Regions from separate parts of the Homo sapiens genome. Here region 1 is linked to region 2. A link is an interaction called in ENCODE POLR2A ChIA-PET data of the cell type or tissue named here. Cell type or tissue: OCI-LY7. All regions are shown on one strand. Links, peaks and the distances in the headings refer to the core of each region. The heading gives the core; the rest is flanking DNA.

Region 1 (10,093 bases), core at 1,944-6,943, 590 kb before region 2:
ATTAGCCTGGTGTGGTGGCGGGCGCGTGTGGTTCCAGCTACTCAGGAGGCTGAGGCAGGAGAATGGCATGAACCCGTGCCACTGCACTCCAGCCTGGGTGACAGGGTGAGACTCCGTCTCAAAAAACAAAAACAAAAACAAAAACAAACCTCAGAACTCAATTCAAACTCTTGAACTTTTCATAGCATGGCTCCAACCTCCACTTGCAGCCTCATCCCCTACCACTCTCCTCAAACCAGACACCCCCAGGCCACCCCCTTGAACACCTTTTTGACCACTATTTTTTCATATTGTAAAAGTAACAGATATTTATTGTATGAAATTCGGAAAATACAGAAGAGCATAAACAAAATAAAAATCACACATAAACTCACCACTTTGGAGATCAGCATGGAAAACATTTGCGATGGGTCCTTTGTTTCCCTATAAGTGCATATATGGTTGGGAATTTTTATTACAAAACTAAAATCATATGTATTACAGAGGAGTAACTTGCTTTTTTCCCCACTTAACATTATATTGCTGGTATTTTCCAAAGTCATTACATAATTTTCAAAAACATGATTTTTACTGACTATAAGTTCAATAAGCCATTTACAATTATTTTCATAACTAATATATTTAATCTTATACCATATTTTATATTTTCTTTTTTTAAATTTTTTTCCAAGACGGAGTCTTGCTCTGTCGCCCAGACTAGAGTGCAATGACACGATCTCGGCTCACTGCAACCTCTGCCTCCCGGTTTCAAGCAATTCTTCTGCCTCAGACCCCCAAGTAGCTGGGATTACGGGGGCATGCCACCACGCCTGGCTAATTTTTGTATTTTTAGTAGAGACAGGGTTTCACCATGTTGGCCAGGCTGGTTTCAAACTGGCCTCATGATCTGACTGCCTCGGCCTCCCAAAGTGCTGGGATTACAGGTGTGAGCCACCACGCCTGGCCATGTTCTTTCTTTTGAGACAGAGTCTCACACTATTGCCCAGGCTGGAGTGCAGTGGCATGATCACAGCTCACTATAGCCTCAAACTCCTGGGCTCAAGCAATCTTCCCTGCCTTCGCCTCTTGAGTAGCTGGTACCACAGGCGCACACCACTACACCTGGCTAATTTTTCATATTTCAAATTTTTTGTAGAGATAGGGGTCTATGTTGCCCAGGCTGGTCTCCAACTCCTGACCTCAGGTGATCTGCCCGCCTCAGCCTCCTATAGTGCCACCGCATAGCCACTGCACCCAACTATTTTCTTACTGTTCCTTGCTCTATCTCCTTTTTTTTTTTTGAGATGGAGTTTTTTACTTGTCGCCCAGGCTGGAGTGCAATGGCGTGATCTCGGCTCACTGCAACCTCCACCTCCTGGGTTCAAGGGATTCTCCTGCCTCAGCCTCCCAAGTAGCTGGGATTACAGGTGCCCGCCACCACGCCCAGCTAATTTTTTGTATTTTGAAACAGGGTTTCACCATGTTGGTCAGGCTGGTCTTGAACTCCTGACCTCAGGTGATCCACCTGCCTCGGCCTCCCAAAGTGCTGGGATTACAGACGTTGAGCCACCACGTCTGGCCTGCTCTATCTCCTTTTTTTGTTTTCCTTTTTAGTCTTAAAATATCCACTGCTTCTTTTGCTTTGCTTTTTCCTCCAGAAAATTAAAAGACATCTATTGTCGGGCACGGTGGCTCACGCATGTAATCCCAGCACTTTGGGAGGCCGAGGCATACGGATCAGCAGAGGTCGGGAGTTCAAGACCAGCTTGACCAACATGGTGAAACCCCATCTCTACTAAAAATACAAAATTATCCGGGTTTGGTGGTGCATGCCTGTAATCCCAGCTACCTGGGAGGCTGAGGCAGGAGAATTGTTTGAACCCAGGAGGCGGAGGTTCTGGTGAGCCAAGATCACGCCATTGCACTCCAGCCTGGGTAACAAGAGTGAAAACTCCATCTCAAAAAAAAAAAAAAGACATCTATTTCACGTTTGTTCAAAAAAGACTCTATATTGAACTGCTCCACTTTAAAAAATATATATATAAATGTTTACTTTTTGTAGACACGGGGTCTCACTATGTTGCCCAGGCTGGTCTCAAACTCCTGGCTTCAAGCAGTCCTCCTGCCTCAGCTTCTCAAGTAGCTGGTACTACAGGCATGCACCACCACGCCTGGCTAATTTTTTGTGTTTTTGTAGAGACAGGGTCTTTCTATGTTACCCAGGCTGGTCTTGAACTCCTAGACTCAAGCAATCCTCCCTGCTCTGCCTCCCAAAGTGCTGGGATTACAGGCATGAGCCACTGCGCTGGATCTGCTCCACGTTTTTTTTTTTTAATTATGTATTTCCACCTGCTATCCCCTCTGCTGGGAATGCCTTTTCCTTTTCCCAGCTTTGCAAAATCCTTCCCAGCCTTCAAATATCTGAGGCAAGCCTGGGCACAGTGGCTCACACCTATAATCCCAGTATTTGGGGAAGCTTAGGTGGGAGGACCACTTGAGCCCAGGAGTTTGAGACCAGCCTGGGCAACACAGCAAGACCCTGTCTGTACAAATTAAAAATTAAAAAAAAAAATTAGCTGGGCATGTTGGTGCACACCTGTGATCGCAGCTACTTGGGAGGCCCAGGAGGTTGAGGCTGTGGTGAGCTGTGATTGCACCACTGCCCTCTAGTCTGGGTGACAGAATGAGACCTCATCTCAAAAGAAAGAATCTCTGAGGCGTCATCTCCATTCATTCATTCATTCATTCATTCATTCATTCAAATGCATATTCATGGAGGATCTGCAACATGCCAGGCACAGCAGCCACCAGGAATGAAGCAGTGGCTGGGTGCAGTGGCTCATGCCTATAGTCCCAGCATTTTGGGAGGCTGAGGCAGGTGGATCTCTTGTGCCCGGGAGTTTGAGACCAGCCGGGACAACATGGTGAAACCCCATCTCTACAAAAAATACAAAAATTAGCCAGGTGTGGTGGTTCTCATATGTAGAAAACAATAAAAATAATTTTTAAAGAAAGGAATCAAGCAGTGGATATGACAAAGGCCACGACACACTCTCAGGTGAAGCCTTCCAACCTTTCGCCAGGGCAATGCGAGCCCTTCTGCTCAGCCACTGGAATCTCTTCCTCAAAGTCTCCCTTGCCACAGTACACATGCATGGGAGAACATGCATGCACACACACATGCGCGCACACACACACATGCGCACACACATGTGCACACATACACACACAGGCACATGCACGCACGCACATGCACGCACGCACATGCACACGTACACACATATGTGCACACACGCATGGCTTGGTAGGCTTCACCTGAGAGTTATGAATGCACCATTTTCCTTGGTGCATTCATAACACTGTTTGTGCCTCTCTTTTATTTATTTTATTTATTTTTATTTTTTGAGACAGTCTCACTTTGTCACCCAGCCTGGAGTACAGTGGCATGATCCCGGCTCACTGCAACCTCTGACTCCAGGGTTCAAGCAATTCTCTGGCCTCAGCCTCCTAAGTAGCTGGGATTACAGGAGCACACCACCATGCCTGGCTAACTTTTGTATTTTTAGTAGAAACGGGGTTTCATCATATTGGCCAGGCTGGTCTCAAACTCCTGACCTCATGATCTGCCCACCTTGGCCTCCCAAAGTGCTGAGATTACAGGCGTGAGCCACCGCACCCGGCCTGTGCCTCTCTTTTAACACTTATATTTTGATATTTTCTGGATTGTGAAAGCCCTGTTGGGTGCCTTCCTTACCCGTACTACCTCTTTTTTTCAGGATTCGCCCAGGACCTGACTAAAACCAGTCCTGGCTTAGAAAACAACCATATCTGTCAAAGGAAAGGGAGGTGGAGCTGAGGACAGCGACGTTCGTTCGGTGACAGTATTTTCTAAACCTGATATGGGGGCTCTTATTTTAACAACTCTAAGACAACAGTGTCTCTAAGGGATTTTGGACATGGCCTCTGTCATTCTGCAGCTGCAGTGAGTCCAAATAGCAATCAGAAAAGGCCACCAGATGCAGCCCAGTGGGTGCCCAGCCTGGCTGGTAGAAGCTGGTTCCATCCGAGCTCAGCTCTTCCCACCCACTAAGCAAGCCCCTTCCCGCTCCCTCCCTCCGTCTCCTCTCCCACTGCACGAGCCCATCCCCCACCTGACCCTTTCCCCCATCTCCTGCCCAGGCCACAGAGCAGGGCTGTCACACTCACATGCCTCCCCTGTCTTTTTTTGCAGGTCAACCTGTCTGCTCTCAGCCACCGCAAGCTCTAACTCAACAACTTCCTCTTTGAAAATTTCCTCTTTGTCCTCGGGAAATACCAACTGCCCTGGCCCATGTGTGCTCCTGGGCTGTAGCCTGGGCTGGTCTCAAAGGCAGCACCATTGAGTTCTCCCCTCTCCACCCAGGCCCCACAGGGGAAGTCCCTGGCTCCAGGCCCCTCCTTCACTCACTCTCACTGGTTCCTCTTGGAGGATGGAAGGGGCTCAGCCCCTGGGATGGAAGAGGAGACACAGACAAACTAAACCTGGAAACGTGCAGTGGGGAAGCGCCAGCCAGACCAGTCCCCGAGACCAGGGCAAACCCCTCTCCCCCTGCCTCTGTTCGCAGGAGAGCGCGCGCGCGCGCGCGTGTGTGTGTGTGTGTGTGTGTGTGTGTGAGAGAGAGAGAGAGAGAGAGAGCGCACATGCATGTGTACTGCAGAAATGGAGACTTCAAGGAAGGGATTACCATGGCTGAGCTGAAGAACTCATATTTGGGTCACACATACGATCTTTCCATGAAGCCTGGCTTTCTTTTTCTTTTCTTTTTTGAGACAGGGGCTCACTCTGTTGCCCAGGCTGAAGTGCAGTGGTGCAATCACAGCTCACTTCAGACTCGAACTCCTGGGCTCAAGCGATCCTCCTGCCTCAACTTTCCAAAGTGCTGGGATTAAAGGCACCAGCCACTGTGCTCACCCTGGCATTCTGTATGGGGCTACAGACAGAGTTAGATTTTCTGCTATGTCCACCCCATCAGAGCAAAGATGACACGCACGTTCTCAGCAGTCCCTGTGTCCCCCATGCCCAGGTTGACCCTCTTCAGTCTCTGCACCACTTCCCACCCCCACACCGTCTGTACCCACAACTACCCCTCCCAAGCATCGCCAAATCCTCAGCTCTTGCACACAAACCACACCCACGAGTGGACACACGCAGGCACTGGGGTTTCTGAGAACTACACCCAGCCAGAAACTCGGAGGAGAAACCGTGAGGCCTCTGGCTGCCTCTGTCCATGGCTGGGGAGAGTGTGGTGGTGTGGGCCAGGGCCAGCCTACAGTCCATGTGCCCTGGGAAAGATCACAGGCCCGCCTGAGAGCATGGGCTGGTGGCCCCACCCAGCCATGCTCCAGGCTGGCCTGGGGGGCCCAGAGCTAAAGGTGGTTGCGGGCTGCCCAGGTTCCACAGCCCTTGCAGCTACAGGGCAAGGGTGCTTTACAAAGTTAATCCTAGGAGGGAGTTTGCCGGGTTCTCTTGTCCTTCTTCCCAGACTCTGGTCAACCCAGGGTGGGTTCTGGGGGAAAAGGAGAATTGTCAAAGAAATCACAGGGCAGATAAGTTTGGCCGATGGAGACTCAGCAGCCGTTTCCAGGAACAAGAAAGAGGGGGAAATGGTGATGGAGATAAATAGGGGTGGATGAGGAGGGTTTATTCATTCAGTCCACAGACGTTGAGAGGTGCCAGCCCTGCCCTGCCCAGGCGCTAGTTGTGGGTGCTGGGTGAGGATGGCAGCAGGAAATCCAGGGCTGAGAAGCCTCATGAGGATTCAGAGTGAAGAGGTGGGTGAGGAGGCAAGGCGCGGAGGCTCATGTCTGTAATCTCAGCACTTTGGGAGGCTGAGGCAGGTAGATCACCTGAGGTCAGGAGTTTGAGACCAGCCTAGCCAACATGGTGAAACCCCATCTCTACCAAAAATACAAAAAAGCAGCTGGGCATGGTGGTGGGTGCCTGTAATCTCAGTTACTCGGGAAGCTGAGGCAGGAGAATCGCCTGAACTTAGGAGGCAGAGGTTGCAGTGAACTGAGATCGTGCATTGCACTCCAGCCTGGGCGACAAAGCGAAACTCTGTCTCAAAAGAAAAAAAAAAAGGAGATTCGGGTGAGGATCAGGGTGCCGGGTGGAAACATGGGAGCGAGGGGGCAGTGGGATGGTGAGAGGGAAGGTGCTGGAGGCTGGCTGAGATTCCGGCCTCCAGCCTCACTATTCACCGACACTTAAGGGGCAGCCCCGTCTCCCCCTTCGGGCTCATCAGGAGCTGGGGCGTCCACAGCCCCATCCTCACTGGCCACCAGTGGCTCCTCCTCCCCTTTGAGGCTGGGGCCTGACCCAGACTTCAGCTCCTCCATCGCCAGGGAGCCCTGGCGAGACTTCCGTCTGCCAAAGAAAGTGGTGAGCGTGGGCCGACGGCTAGACCCCTCCCCATCGGGGAACCCAGAGCCCTTGTCGCCCCCGGACCCTCCCACGGTCACTGTCACGGCCCCCTCCTCAGGGACCTGGGCTGGCCCAGCCCAGGCGTCCACCACCCCGTTACGCTTGCCGCCTCTGCTCAGCACGAGGGCCCCAGTCCGCCGCTTCTGCCGCCGGCGCCACAGCAGGAGCAGAGCCACGAGGACTATGACCGCCAGCAGGGCCACAAGCACAGCCACTGGCAGCATGCCTCGTGAGTTCTCATCTGGGTTCCGGAAGGGCACAGTGCTTGCGTTGGTGGAGGTCGTTGGAGACATCATTGTAGATAGTTTTACGCTAGAGACCTGGGGTCCACTGGCCCCGCTGGAGGGCTCCAGAGAGCCAGTTGTCATGGTAACAGGGGGTCCAGTGGTCCCAGTGGAGGTCTCCAGAGAGTCAGTTGCCATGGTAACAGGGGGTCCAGAGGTGCCTTTGGAAGTCTCCAGAGAGACAGTTGCCATGGTAAGAGGGGGTCCAGAGGTGCCTCTGGAGGTCTCCAGAGAGCTAGCTGCCGTGGTAACAGGGGCTCCACTGGTCCTACTGGAGGTTTCTGGAGAGTTCGTTGTTATGGTTCCACCTGTCACGGTGTGGGATCCTAGAGAGTTTGCTGTTATGGGAACAGCAGGATGACTGGTTGCATGAGGGGTTTCCTGGGGCACTGATGACATCTTGATGGAAACTTCCTGGTAGGTTGTTGGCTCAGGTAAAGGGGAACCAGTGCTGGCACCAATGGAAGTCCAAAGAGGGGATCCCTCATTGATGGAAGTTGAGGGAGGTAGGGCTGAGGTCTGGTCCCCAGTGCTGTCGGCCTTAGGGTCACTTGTTATTGAAGTGGTGTACATCTTTGAGCTCAGGGGCTCGCTAGTAGAGACCAAAGGCTCTCCGGAGGTGGGTGTCTGCACTGCTGTTGTGCTCCCCAGAGCGTCTGGGCTTACCACCAGCACCCCAAGGAGAAGGAGAAGCGTGGCCATTTCCAGGCAAACAGGCAGGAGCAAGAGCTGGGACCTGCAGGTGGGCAGCCGGAGAAGCAGAACACGCGGGAGTTGCCGGAGGACCTGGCCGGGCCTCCCCTCTGCCCACTTCCCTGCCAACGGCCAGGCCCAACCTGCGGTTTAACGGTTTTTTCCATGCTGGCTTTTACTGTTATCAGAAATGACAGAGGAACAGATGCTGGCAGCTCCCCCATCAGCCCCATCCTGAGGCTCCCTCCAGCCTCAGCAGCTTAGATTCCAGCAGTGACCAGCCCCTCCTGGCCTTCCCTGACCCTGTGCAGCCCAATGGCTCCCAATCTCTTCCCATCATAACCTGTCAGAGTCTTTTCAAGCCACAGGCACATTCCCAGGCCCACTGAGGCCCCTACCCCACCAAGTCTCACCCTCTTACCGGCTCGGCTGATAAGGACGCAGCACTGGGGCCAGGTCACTCCACCACCTCCCGAGGCTGGGGCAAGACTGGGAAGGACAGGGCCCCAAGGGGAAAGGAAGTGGGCCCTGGCTCCACCCACCCCACCCACCCCTCCATCCTGCCCCACCCGCCTGCTCCCACAGCTGCTGGGCGAAGACAGCACCATCACCTGCTCCTTCAGGGGCCAGCGGGGTGCCTGGGGGTCTGGGGCTCACCTGAGGGAGGCAGGGAAGCGTGGGATCTGGAATCAGGATTCCTGGCTCTTGGCTGAGGAATGGGATGGAAGTGGTGATGCTAGGGAGGGCTGGGCTCAGAGGTGGGTGGTGGGAATGTGAGCCTGAGAACTCAAGGGTGCAGAGGAGGAGGTGGGAGGGGAGGGTGGTTTCCTTTGCATTTGTGGTCCCCAAGCTGTTAGGCCAGGAGCTGAGTGGCGCCATTTCCTGCCCTCAGAGCTCCCAGGAAGTAGCAGGGCAAGAGGAAGCCCCCGAGTCTGGCTGGGGGCCGTGAAAACCTTTGCAGGCTGGTGAGCTCTTGACTCTGTCCGGGGAGCTGGGGGTCACCACAGTGGCCCCCAGTCACAGAGACGTGGCTAAACCAAGGTGGTTCCTACACACTGCATATGCTAGGATCTTATTTCTGCAAACTAGTAAAGATGTGGGAATCTTTTTTTTTTTTTTTAAGGCGGAGTTTAGTGCAATGGCATGATCTTGGCTCGGCTCAGCACAATGTCTGCCTCCTAGGTTCAAGCAATTCTCCTGCCTCGGCCTCCTGAGTAGCTGGGATTACAGGCTTGCACCACTGTGCCCGGCTAATTTTGTATTTTTCGTAGAGACGAGGTTTCTCCATGTTGGTCAGGCTGGTCTCGAACTCCTGACCTCAGGTGGTCCATCCGCCTCAGCCTCCCCAAGCGCTAGGATTACAGGTGTGAGCCACCGCGCCTGGCCAGATATGGGAATCTATATGGAAAACCGTCTGGAAAGATATCTACTAAGGGATTCACCTAATTGTCTTTGGATAGGTGAGAGTAGGAGGTGGGGGTATTTTCTTCTTTGAATGGTTCCCATTTCCTGACTTTCCTCTAATTAGCAAGCTTTGACTCTCGGTTTGTGTATGTTTTTGGTTTTTGTTCTTGAAAAACGAAAATCAGTCCCGGGTGTGGTGATACATTATGCTGGCAGTCCAGGCCAAAGTGGGAGGACCTCCTGAGCCCAAGAGTTTGAAACCAGCCTGGGCAACGTAGCAAAACTCCTATCACTAAAAAAATAAATAATTTTTTAAAATCAAAACTGATTTGTATATTTTAAGAGCAACATGTGCACAATAGAAGATTCTAACAGGCCCGTGGGACTGTGCCATTTCTACAAGCTGATGAGTTTGTCTGACCCAAAGACATGAGACTCCTGGGTGAGAGCCACAGGAATTAATTGCTCACACCAAGCAACAGCAGCGTGATGTTTGCATCAGTTCCCCTTACCCCAAGTCCCACGGGGGCAACATGGAAGGGCCCAGACTGACACCATGCACACAGTGGGCCTGCACCGCAGCCATAGAGCTCTGAGCTTGAGAGATTCCCCTCCTCTAGGGGCCCTGGTAAGCCCAGGTTCCCACAGGGAGACGTGTCTTCATCCCTCGGGTGTGCTCACTGCAAACACAGCACTGAAAAATGGCTTGAGTACAAAGTATTCAGAGGCTGAGCGTGGTGGTTCACGCCTGTAATCCCAGGACTTTGGGAGGCTAAGGCAGGCTGATCACTTGAGGTCAGGAGTTCGAGACCAGCCTGGCCAACATGCTCTCTTTTCTGCGCACAGTGGCTCAGAAAGGTAACGGGGTGCCCATTCTGCAGGGGGGATGAGGGACACAGGAGCAAAGGAGTATAGACTAGAGGGCTGCAGAATCAGGCCCTACAGACTTCCTGTCCTACCACCACCATCTTCCAGCTGCATGACCTTGAACAAGCACATAACTTCTCCAATGCCCTAGGACCGCCACCTTCTTCATGAAGTGACTGCAAGAATTAAATGAGATAATGTTAAGTGCACAGAAAAGCAGCTACCAGCACGGGACTCTGGGTTCCTGTCCTACCTCTTGCACTTGGGCAAGTGCCTTAATCTCCTTATCCCTCTGTTGCTTTGTATAAATGGCGATAATTATGGTAATACCACATAGTTTGTTTTGATGATTAAGAGTTAATACATATAAACGGCTGGGCACGGTGGCCCATGCCTGTAAGCC
Region 2 (10,093 bases), core at 3,121-8,120:
TGGTGGCGGGTGCCTGTAATCTCAGCTATTTGGGAGGCTGAGGCAGGAGAATTGCTTGAACCCAGGAGGCAAAGGTTGCAGTGAGCCCAGATCACACCACTGCACTCCAGCCTGGGTGACAAGAAGGAGACTTTGTCTCAAAAAAGTCCACTGAAATCAGCATGTAAAAAAAAAACATGGGTAACCTGTCAGGGTAATTACTACAGTGATAAGAACAGTGGACTTAAATGTGAGTGAGAAATGATACAGCGCAGTCAGCTGGAACAAAAACAACAGATGACAATTACTGCCCTTACTTTGAGTCAGAGACTGTTCTAAGTGCTTCTTGCATATTAGCTCATTGAATCCTTGTTAAGTATTTCCATGTTTAAAGCCAGGCACAGTGGCATGCACCTATAGTCCCAGCTTTTTAGAAGGCTGAAGAGAAAGGATCATTTGAGGCCAGGAGTTCAAGGCTGTAGGGCAATATGATCACACCTGTGAATAGCTAGAGCAACACAGCAAGACCACATCTCTTAAAAAACAAAACACTCCATATTTTTTAAATCTCTATTGTTTTCTTGGTTTCACACAGTGGAAAATAGAGGCAGAGAGGTTAAAACAATTTGCTCAAGATCACACACTGGATAATAAAATTGGAATTTCATTCCAGGCAATCTAACTACCACTGCCATGGTAATAAACCATTCTCTTCAAAACTGGGCAGTAAAGGAAGAATGGTGAAACAAAATGTATTAAGGTTTTACTACATGATAGGTGTATCTCGAACCTGGAAATGCTGAAACAGTGGTTTTTTTTTTTTTTTTTGGTTTGTTTTAGCTTTAAAGAGACAAAAGAGTTGCATGCAGCATGGAGGAAAGAGGTAGTAATCTAATAGAAAGGAAGCATTAGAGCAGGGTTTCCCAGCCTCAACACTGTTGTCATTTGGGGCTGGATCACTCTTGGTTATGGGAGGCTGCCCTGTGCACTGTGAGATGTTTAGCAGCATCTCTGTCATTCACCCACTAAATGCCAGTAGCACCCTTTCCTCCCAATTGTGACAAAAATATCTGCAGCCATCACCAAATGTCTTCTAGGGGGTAAAACTGTCCCTGGTTGAGAACCACCAGATTAAAGTAAGGGAGGACCATGGAGAGAGCAAGTTCTGCAGAACAGAATGGGACCCAAAGAGCAAACTATGTCTGTATAAAGTGGCAATAATTTTGCTAATGATCAAACACAAAATTAATTACCTTTATGTCTGGATCTAACAGCTGGTTCTTCAACAACTCAAAGTCATTTGTTTCACCCTTAACAAGGAGGGGAAATAATTAAGTTATGCTTTTGTTTCCTGTTTAGTATCAACAGCAAGACTTTTAACCGTACTTTAACATCAGATGAAATTATAAAAGGAACACTAACTTTCACATGTCAATTGCGGATTATAAAATCATGACTACAAAAATTTAAACACTCATGTTAGTGCAGCCAGAGGGCTTGGAAAAAGGAAAATGATAAACTACATTTAGCTATACTTCTGTATTGACATTTGAATATAATAGTTGATACTCCTGCGAATTCTCAAAAAGCATGAGGGAAAAAAAACAGCCAGCTATAATGATCTAATTCAGGAGGATCTAAAAAAGTATTTACTCAAATATGGATACAAATGGATATTACATATAAACATACGGTTACTTAACATTTTCCCTCTACTGCTGAGATATAGTAGAAATGCTTCTAACCTACCACAAAAACAAAAATCCCTATTCAGAGAACCGGTTTACTGTCCCAAAGTAATGCTTAGGTAAGTTCCTCAAAAAATAAAATGCTGTAGGCCAGGCATGGTGGCTCACGTCTGTAATCTCAGCACTTTGGGAGGCCAAGGCGGGTGGATTACAAGCTCAGGAGTTCGAGACCAGCCTGGCCAACATGGTGAAACCCCGTCTCTATTAAAAAAATTAAAAAATTAGCCAGGTGTGGTGGTGCATGCCTGTAACCCTAGCTATTCAGAAGACTGAGGCAGGAGAATTGCTTGAACCTGGGAGGTGGAGGATGCAGTGAGCCGAGGTCACGCCACTGCACTCCAGCCTGGGTGACAGAGGAAGACTCCAGCACAAATAAATAAATAAATAAAATGCTGTAATTGTTTTTAATTCTAGCACTTGCTGAAGTTAAAAGATGCTTTGTAAATAAAGCATTTGAAGAGGTGAAACCTCAGTAAAGACATTATTACTCTCTCATTATTACCTGTGAAATGGGCCAAGGTGGGGGAAAAAAAAGGACACTATTACTCTAATTTTGCACTGATGGCATCATGCTATTATTAAATATTTGATTTCAACTGGTATCTTAATTAATCTTGCTATTTCTATTGGTCTTTAGTATAACAGCAATAGTTGTATTCTGACCTGACCAAAAGCAAACCTCACACATTATCTCCTCTTACCGTTTTGTACTTCAGCAAGACTTCTGTCACAGTTCCACCAAACTGAACAGTTTTTCTTGGGGGAGAATTGAAAAAATCATTCTCTAATGCACGCATATTTGAAATCCTGTGGAACCAAGATTAACAAGCTATTAAGTTCATGAAAATAATAAAAATTATAATAGCCAACCTTTATTGAACCAACATAATTCAGTGGAACTATTGTTAAGGCCTCTTTACTGGTCTCCCTGCTTCCACTCTTAATCAACAATCCCTCCTTTGCTCAGCAACCAATAACTGTCTTCCCACTGCACTTACAGTAAAAATCCAAATCTCTCAGTGTGGTCTTTAAGATCCTACATTAATCTGGCCCCTGCCTACCTCTCTCACCTCATCTCCAACAACTTGTTTTACTACAGCCATCATGTCTTTTCTGCTCTTCAAACAAGCCAAGCTGTTTCTCATTTCACTTACTGTTCACTCTATTGGAAATACTCTTTTCCCAAATCTCTATGTGGCTGGATTTTTTTTTTTTTTTGAGATGGAGTCTTGCTCTGCTGCCCAGGCTGGAGTGCAGTGGTGTGATCTCAGCTTAACTGCAACCTCCATCTCCCGGGTTCAAGCAATTCTCCTGCCTCAGCCTCCTGAGTAGCTGAGATTACAGGAGCCTGCCACCACGCCCGGCTAATTTTTGTATTTTCAGTAGAGACGAGGTTTCGCATGTTGGCCAGGCTGGTCTCGAACTCCTGACTTCAGGTGATCCGCCCACCTCAGCCTCCCAAAGTGCTGGGATTACAGGCGTGAGCAACCGTGCCCGGCCTAGATTTTTGTCTTCATTCAAATAGAAGCTCAAATGACAGATGTCTTCCCAATGAGAAATCTCAAACACTCCTTCTCTCCCTTCTCCCTCCCCCATTACCTTGTTGTATAACTGAAATCATCGTGTTCGTTTATTTATTGGCCTATGTACTGCCTTCCCCCCAATATGCTGTAAGCTCTGTAGAAAGCAGGGACATTAGTGTCTTTGGATAAACCACTGTCGCCAGTGTTTAACACAGTAAGCAGGAGCTCGATAAACATTATGAATCATATTACGCTAATTGTTTTACAAGGTTTGCTTCACTTACACGTAGTAAATTAATGAAAAAACATAGCATCCTAATGACTCTGAAAGTTAAACGCCAAGAGTGCTATGGGGTTAGGGATTTTAAAAGTGGAGCAAAATAAAGACTGCTAAACAAATACGTGTGTCGAAACAAATTTCAAACAAAAAAGATGTAATATTCAATTTGCCATGAGTGACAACGTTCGGCTGATAACCCACATAGCCCAGGGAAATCCCTTCCAAATTTGGACGAAGAAGAGGGAAGGAAGAGGGGTCAAGGCGCAGAAGGCAGTACCCAGGCCTGGGAAATCACGAAGAGACACAGTCGGGAAAGGGGGCCTCCAGAACAGAGAACATACTCACTTTTCCAGGCCCCACCCATGTCTATTACCCAGTTAGGAGGAATGAGCTCATTTCTGTGAACGTGAGATGACCCTCGACCCCGTGCTCCTATCACACGCCATTAGCTTTGCCCCACATCCTTTCAATCTGCTCCTCTAAGAGCGGTCCTGAGCTTTGGTCCCAGACGCACAGAAGGAAGCGGCCTGAATCTTACCCAGTCCTCGACGCGCCCAGCATCTTGACTGCAGAGGGCGAAGCGGCCGCATCTCCCGGCAAACGCGTGTGAAGCAGCGGTGCCGCCATTGGGCCGAACTAACGCGACCGCTGCGCCTCAGGCCGGATGCCCAGCTCCTTCCAGCCACAGCCTCTGTCCCGGAAGTTGCGCGTGCCAGCGCAACCTTCAGACAATCAGGGGCCCCGTGAGCCACCGCACCCGGCCAAACTTAAATTTTTAAAAGAGGAACAGAAGTCAGCCAGACCAACAAAAGAGCGACTGGTGTTCCAAGCATAGGAAACAGAGGAAACAGAGGCCAAAACCTCGGGACTGTGGAGGATGTAGAGGGAGAGCAGGGGCTGCCCCTACTCTCAGGGAGGGGGAAAGGTTGCAACTTTGGAAACTGTACAGGCCTATCAAAAATACAAAAATATCCAGCCTGGGTGACACGGTGAAACTCCATCTCTACAAAAAACTTAAAAAATAAAAATAATAAAAATTATCTGGGTGTGATGGCACATACCTGTAGTCCCAGCTACTCGGGAGGCTGAGGATTGCTTGAGCCTGGGAGATAGCACCACTGCACTCCTGCTTGGGCAACAGAGTGAGACCCTGTCTCGAAATAAATAAATAAATTTTTTTAAATGCATATGTATGGGCCCGGCGCAGTGGCTCATGCCTGTTATCCCAACACTTTGGGAGGCCGAGGCAAGTGGATCACCTGAGGCCAGAAGTTTGAGACCAGCCTGGCCAACATGACAAAACCCTGTCTCTACTAAAAATACAAAATTAGCCAGACATGGTGGCAGTGCCTGTAATCCCAGCTACTTGGGAGGCCAAGGCAGGAGAATAGCTTGAACCCAGGAGGCAGAGGTTGCAATGAGCCAAGATTGTGCCATTGCACTCCAGCCTGGGTGAGGAGTGAAACTGTGTCTCAAAAAAAAAAAAAAAAAAGGGTGTGTGTGTGTGTGTGTGTGTGTGTGTGTGTGTGTGTTTATATGTATCTCTCTCCAGGAGTTCAAGACCAGCCTGGGCAACATATGATGGTGCATACCTGTAGTCCCAGCTACTTGAAAACTGAGGAGGGAGGATCGCTTGAGCCCTGGAGGTCAAGGCCGCAGTGAGCTGTGATTGCACCCCTGCACTCCAGCCTAGACAACAGATCTAGACCCTATTTCACAAAATAAAATACAGCAATTTGGTTTTTATGTTTTTTGTGTTTTTTTTGAGACAGAGTCTCGCTCTGTCACCCAGGCTGGAGTACAGTGTCGTGATCTCGGCTCACTGCATCCTCTGATTCCCAGGTTCAAGCGATTCTTGTGCCTCACCCTCCCCAGTAGCTAGGATTACGGGCATGCACCACCATGCCCTGCTAATTTTTGTATTTTTAGTAGAGACAGGGTTTCACCATGTTGGCCAGGCTGGTCTTGAACTCTTGACCTCAAGTGATCCACCCACCTTGGCATCCCAAAGTGCTGGGATTACAGGCATGAGCCACCACGCCCCGCCAGCAGTTTGTTAAACATAAACCATAGCTCTGTTTTGCAACAGTGTAAAATCAGTAACTGTCTTTCCTGAGTCTCTATTTGGTCCTTACTGAGTTCCTTGGGAATGTTGGACAGGAATCATCTGTGTCTCAAGGACAGAGGAAATAATTGCACCCTAGCTCACAAAGATACTTCAATACTTCAAGATAACGGTTTAAATGAGAATCTCTTCTTCACTTCCAAGGCAAAGCAAAGCAAAAACAAAAAGCAACAATAGCAAAACAGCAATTTGACAATTATCTGTTTTGTTTTGTTTTGGTTTGAGACAGGATCTCATTGTCTAGCCCAAGTTAGAGCGCAATGGCGCGATCACAGCTCGTTGCAGCCTCGGGCTCCTACAGCTTATGCAATCCTCTCACCTCAGCCTCCCAAACCCACACCACCAAGCCCAGCTAATTTTTTGTATTTTTGGTAAATACGAGGTCTCACTTTGTTGCCCAGGCTGGTCTTGAACCCCCGGCCCAAGTGATCCTCCCACCTTGGCCTCCCAAAGTGTGTCTCCCCACCTATACTCCCATTCTTTCCCTTAAAAAAAGTCTGAGTCTGGGTGCAGTGGCTCACACCTGTAATGCCAGAGCTTTGGGAGGCTGAGGCAGGAGGATAACTTGAAGCCAGGAGTTTGAGACCAGCCCAGGCAACACAGCCAGACTCCGTCTCTACAAATAACACTTTTAAAAAACTTACCCAGGATACCCAAAGGACTATAAATCGTGCTGTTTTAAAGACACATGCACACGTATGTTTATTGCGGCATTATTCACAATAGCAAAGACTTGGAACCAACCCAAATGTCCAACAATGATAGACTGCATTAAGAAAATGTGGCACATATATGCCATGGAATACTGTGCAGCCATAAAAAATGATGAGTTCACGTCCTTTGTAGGGACATGGATGAAATTGGAAATCATCATTCTCGGTAAACTATCGCAAGAACAAAAAACCAAACACTGCATATTCTCACTCATAGGTGGGAATTGAACAATGAGAACACATGGACACAGGAAGGGGAACATCACACTCTGGGGACTGTTGTGGGGTGGGGGGAGGGGGGAGGGGGGAGGGATAGCATTGGGAGATACACCTAATGCTAGATGACGAGTTAATGGGTGCAGCACACCAGCATGGCACATGTATACATATGTCACTAACCTGCACATTGTGCACATGTACCCTAAAACTTAAAGTATAATAATAATAAATAAAAAATAAAAAATAAAAAAACTTACCCAAGCATGGTGGCACATGCCTGTAGTTCCAATTATTTGGCAGACAGAGGTGGGAGAATCACTTGAACCCAGGAGTTGGAGGCTGCAGTGAGCTATGACTGCACCACGACACTCTCTGGCCTGGGTGACAAAGCAAAATCTCATCTCTTAAAAAAAAAAAAAAAGGGGAAAAAAGCTTGACATGTACAAAATAATATGTTAATGTAAGTTATAAGAACATAATGGGCCGGGCGCAGCGGCTCCCGCCTGTAATCCCAGCACTTTGGGAGGCCGAGGCAGGTGGATCACGAGGTCAGGAGATCGAGACCATCCTGGCTGACACGGTGAAACCCCGTCTCTACTAAAAATACAAAAAAAAAAAAAAAAAAAAAAAATTAGCCGGGCGTGGTGGCGGGCACCTGTAGTCCCAGCTACTTGGGAAGCTGAGGCAGGAGAATGGCATGAACCCGAGAGGTGGAGCTTGCAGTGAGCCGAGATCGCACCACTGCACCCCAGCCTGGGCAACAGAGTCAGACTCTGTCTCAAAAAAAAAAAAAAAAAAGAACATAATGAACACCTGTGAACATATCACCCAATTTAAGAAGCCGAACATTAACTAGGACAATTGACACTTACTGTGTGCTGCTCTCGGATCCCACCTTCTACCTGCTTTCCTCCCAATGGCACAATCTCAGCTTACTGCAACCTCCACCTCCCCGGTTTAAGTGATTCTCCTGCCTCAGCTGGGATTACAGGCGTGCGCCACTTGCCTGGCTAATTTTTTGTATCTTTAGTAGACATGAGGTTTCACCATGTTGGTCAGGCTGGTCTCAAACTCCTGATCTCAGATGATCTACTTGACTCAGCCCCTCAAAGTGCTGGGATTACAGACGTGAGCCACCATGCCTGGCCTAGATTTTATATTTCTTCTTAAGTTTGGTGTTTAAATACCCCTAGGAATTTGTTCCTTTCATCTAATTTGTTGGCATACAACTGTTCATAGTATTCCCTGATAATTCTTTTACTTATCTAATGTTGGTAGTGATGTCTCCTCTTTTGCTCCTGTTTTGCAGTTTGAGTCTCCTCTGCTTTTTTCTTGGTCAGTCCATCTAAAGGTTCATCAATTTTATGGATTTTTCAAAGAACCAAATTATTTTGGTTTTACTTACTTCCTCTATTTTTTATTCTCTGCTGCATTTATTTCTGCTCATCTTTATTATCTTTCTTTTTTTTTTTTTTTGAGACGAAGTCTCTTGTCGCCCAGGCTGGAGTGCAGTGGTGAGATCTCAGCTCACTGAAAACTACGCCTCCTGGGTTCGAGCGATTCTTGTGCCTCAGCCTCCTGAGTAGCTGGGACCACAGGCATGTGCCACCATGCCTGGCTAATTTTTTTATTTAGCAGAGACAGGCTTTCACCATGTTGGCCAGGATGGTGTCAAACTCCTGGCCTCAAGCTGTCTGCCCGCTTCAGCCTCCCTAAACTGGGATTACAGGTGTGAGTAATCCTCTGCCTCTGGGAGGCAGAAGTTGCAGTGAGCCAAGATCACACCACTGTACTACAGCCTGTGCAACAGAGCGAGACTCCACCTCAAAAAAAAAAAAAAATTAGCCGGACATGGTGGCACATATCTGTAGTTCCAGCTGCTTGGGGGACTGAGGCAGGGGGCTTGCTTGAGCCTAGGAGGTCAAGGCTGCTATAACCCATGTTTATGCCACTGCACTGCAGCCTGGGCAACAAAGTGAGAACCTGTCTCAAAATAAAAATAAAAATAAGTAAATAGGCCAGGCATGGTGGCGCATGCCTGTAATCCCAGCACTTTGAGAGGCTGAGGTGTGAGGATCATGAGGTCAAGAGTTTGAGACCAGCCTGGCCAACATAGTGAAACCCTGTCTCTACCAAAAATACAAAAATTAGCCAGGTGTGGTGGTGGGCACCTGTAGTCCCAGCTACTCGGGAGGCCAAAGCAGGAGAATCGTTTGAACCCGGGAGGCAGAGGTTGCAGTGAGCCGAGATCATGCCATTGCACTCCAGGCTGGGTGACAGAGTGAGACTCCGTCTCAAAAAAAAAAAAAAAAAAAAAAGGAAATAAATATAGCTTCCTAGGGGATTCTGTTTGCAGAGTGTGTCAAGAATATGAAGCCCAGAATTCAAGACTGCATTATGGACTGTGAAGGCTGAGGAGGGCTGTGAGGAAAGAGTGGGTAGGTTAAAGGAGCAGAGGCAACTGTCATGCCCTTTGGCTCTTCTATAGGAAAAGAGGAAAGAGTGAGCCTTGGGCTGTGTTTTGTGAGGGAATAGTGCCCTCCCTTTGTGGGTAAGCAAAGTTGGCTCGGAAGATGAAGACAGATGAGTCAAGAACGTCAGGGTGTCAGGGGAAGCACAAAAAGAAGGCGAAATATGCCCTTCTACACTCAAACTTGAAGGTATTCGGGGCCTGGTGGCTGGCTCTGAGGCCATGCTGAGTCCTGAAGAGGGGACCAAAGTCTTGCTTTGTGAAAACTGTCTAGACTGTCCTAGCAATTCCATTTGTTTTTGACTGTCCTAGCAATTCCATTTTTTTTTTTTTTTGACAGAATCTCACTCTTGTCGCCCAGGCTGGAGTGCAGTGGCACGATCTCAGCTCATTGCAACCTCCACTTCCTGGGTTCAAATGATTCTCCTGCCTCAGCCTCCCAAGTAGCTGGGATTACAGGCACCTGCAACTGCGCCCAGCTAATTTTTGTATTTTTGGTAGAGACAGGATTTCACCATCTTGGCCAGGCTGCTCTTGAACTACTGACCTTGTGATCCACCCACCTTGGCCTTCCAAAGTGCTGGGATTACAGGCGTGAGCCACTGTGACTGGCTTTTTTTTTTTTTTTTTTTTTTTTCTGAGACGGAGTCTCGCTCTGTCACCCAGGCTGGAGTGCAGTGGCACAGTCTCAGCTCACTACAAGCTCTGCCTCCCGGGTTCGCGCCATTCTCCTGCCTCAGCCTCCTGAGTAGCTGGGACTACAGGCGCCCGCCACTGCGCCCAGCTAATTTTTTGTATTTTTAGTAGAGATGGGGTTTCACTGTGTTAGCCAGGAGGTTCTCGATCTCCTGACCTCATGATCTGCCCGCCTCGGCCTCCCAAAGTGCTGGGATTACAGGCGTGAGCCACTGTGCCCGGCTGCCTTTTTAAATTTAAAAAACTTTTTTTTTTTTTTGAGACAGTCTCTCTGTCCCCCAGGCTGGAGTGCAGTGGCGGGAATCTCAGCTCACTGCAAACTCTACCTCCCAGGTTCAAG

The links. ChIA-PET counts read pairs that join two places held together with the same protein. Peaks named below come from ENCODE experiments on the same cell type or tissue, not always from the same donor. Only the 100,000 strongest peaks of a DNase experiment are listed, where the experiment ranks them.
Region 1: POLR2A ChIA-PET joins it to region 2 with 7 read pairs; 2 of 35 experiments call an interaction of 5 or more read pairs at or near these places.

Annotation. Positions count from the first base shown.
Region 1 is chr16:29,661,064-29,671,156 of GRCh38, reverse strand. SPN (sialophorin) reads right to left here and starts at 7,910. Exons shown (of 2, transcript NM_003123.6): 1 at 7,841-7,910; 2 at 281-7,462. The coding sequence starts at 7,428. The coding sequence ends at 6,226. RefSeq lists silencers at 6,806-6,925, 8,186-8,245 and enhancers at 8,426-8,505, 9,146-9,195. In OCI-LY7, for the core only: CTCF peaks have their summits at 6,610 and 6,809; DNase peaks (open chromatin) are centred at 4,296, 5,756, 6,356 and 6,746; H3K4me3 peaks cover 3,292 bases; H3K27ac peaks cover 3,338 bases.
Region 2 is chr16:29,069,097-29,079,189 of GRCh38, reverse strand. It overlaps the pseudogene PLA2G10CP and the pseudogene RRN3P2. Among named protein-coding and RNA genes, the nearest start is that of LAT, 89 kb to the right of the region's middle. RefSeq lists an enhancer at 4,277-4,476. In OCI-LY7, for the core only: no CTCF peak of the experiment used is centred there; a DNase peak (open chromatin) is centred at 4,069; H3K4me3 peaks cover 1,489 bases; H3K27ac peaks cover 824 bases.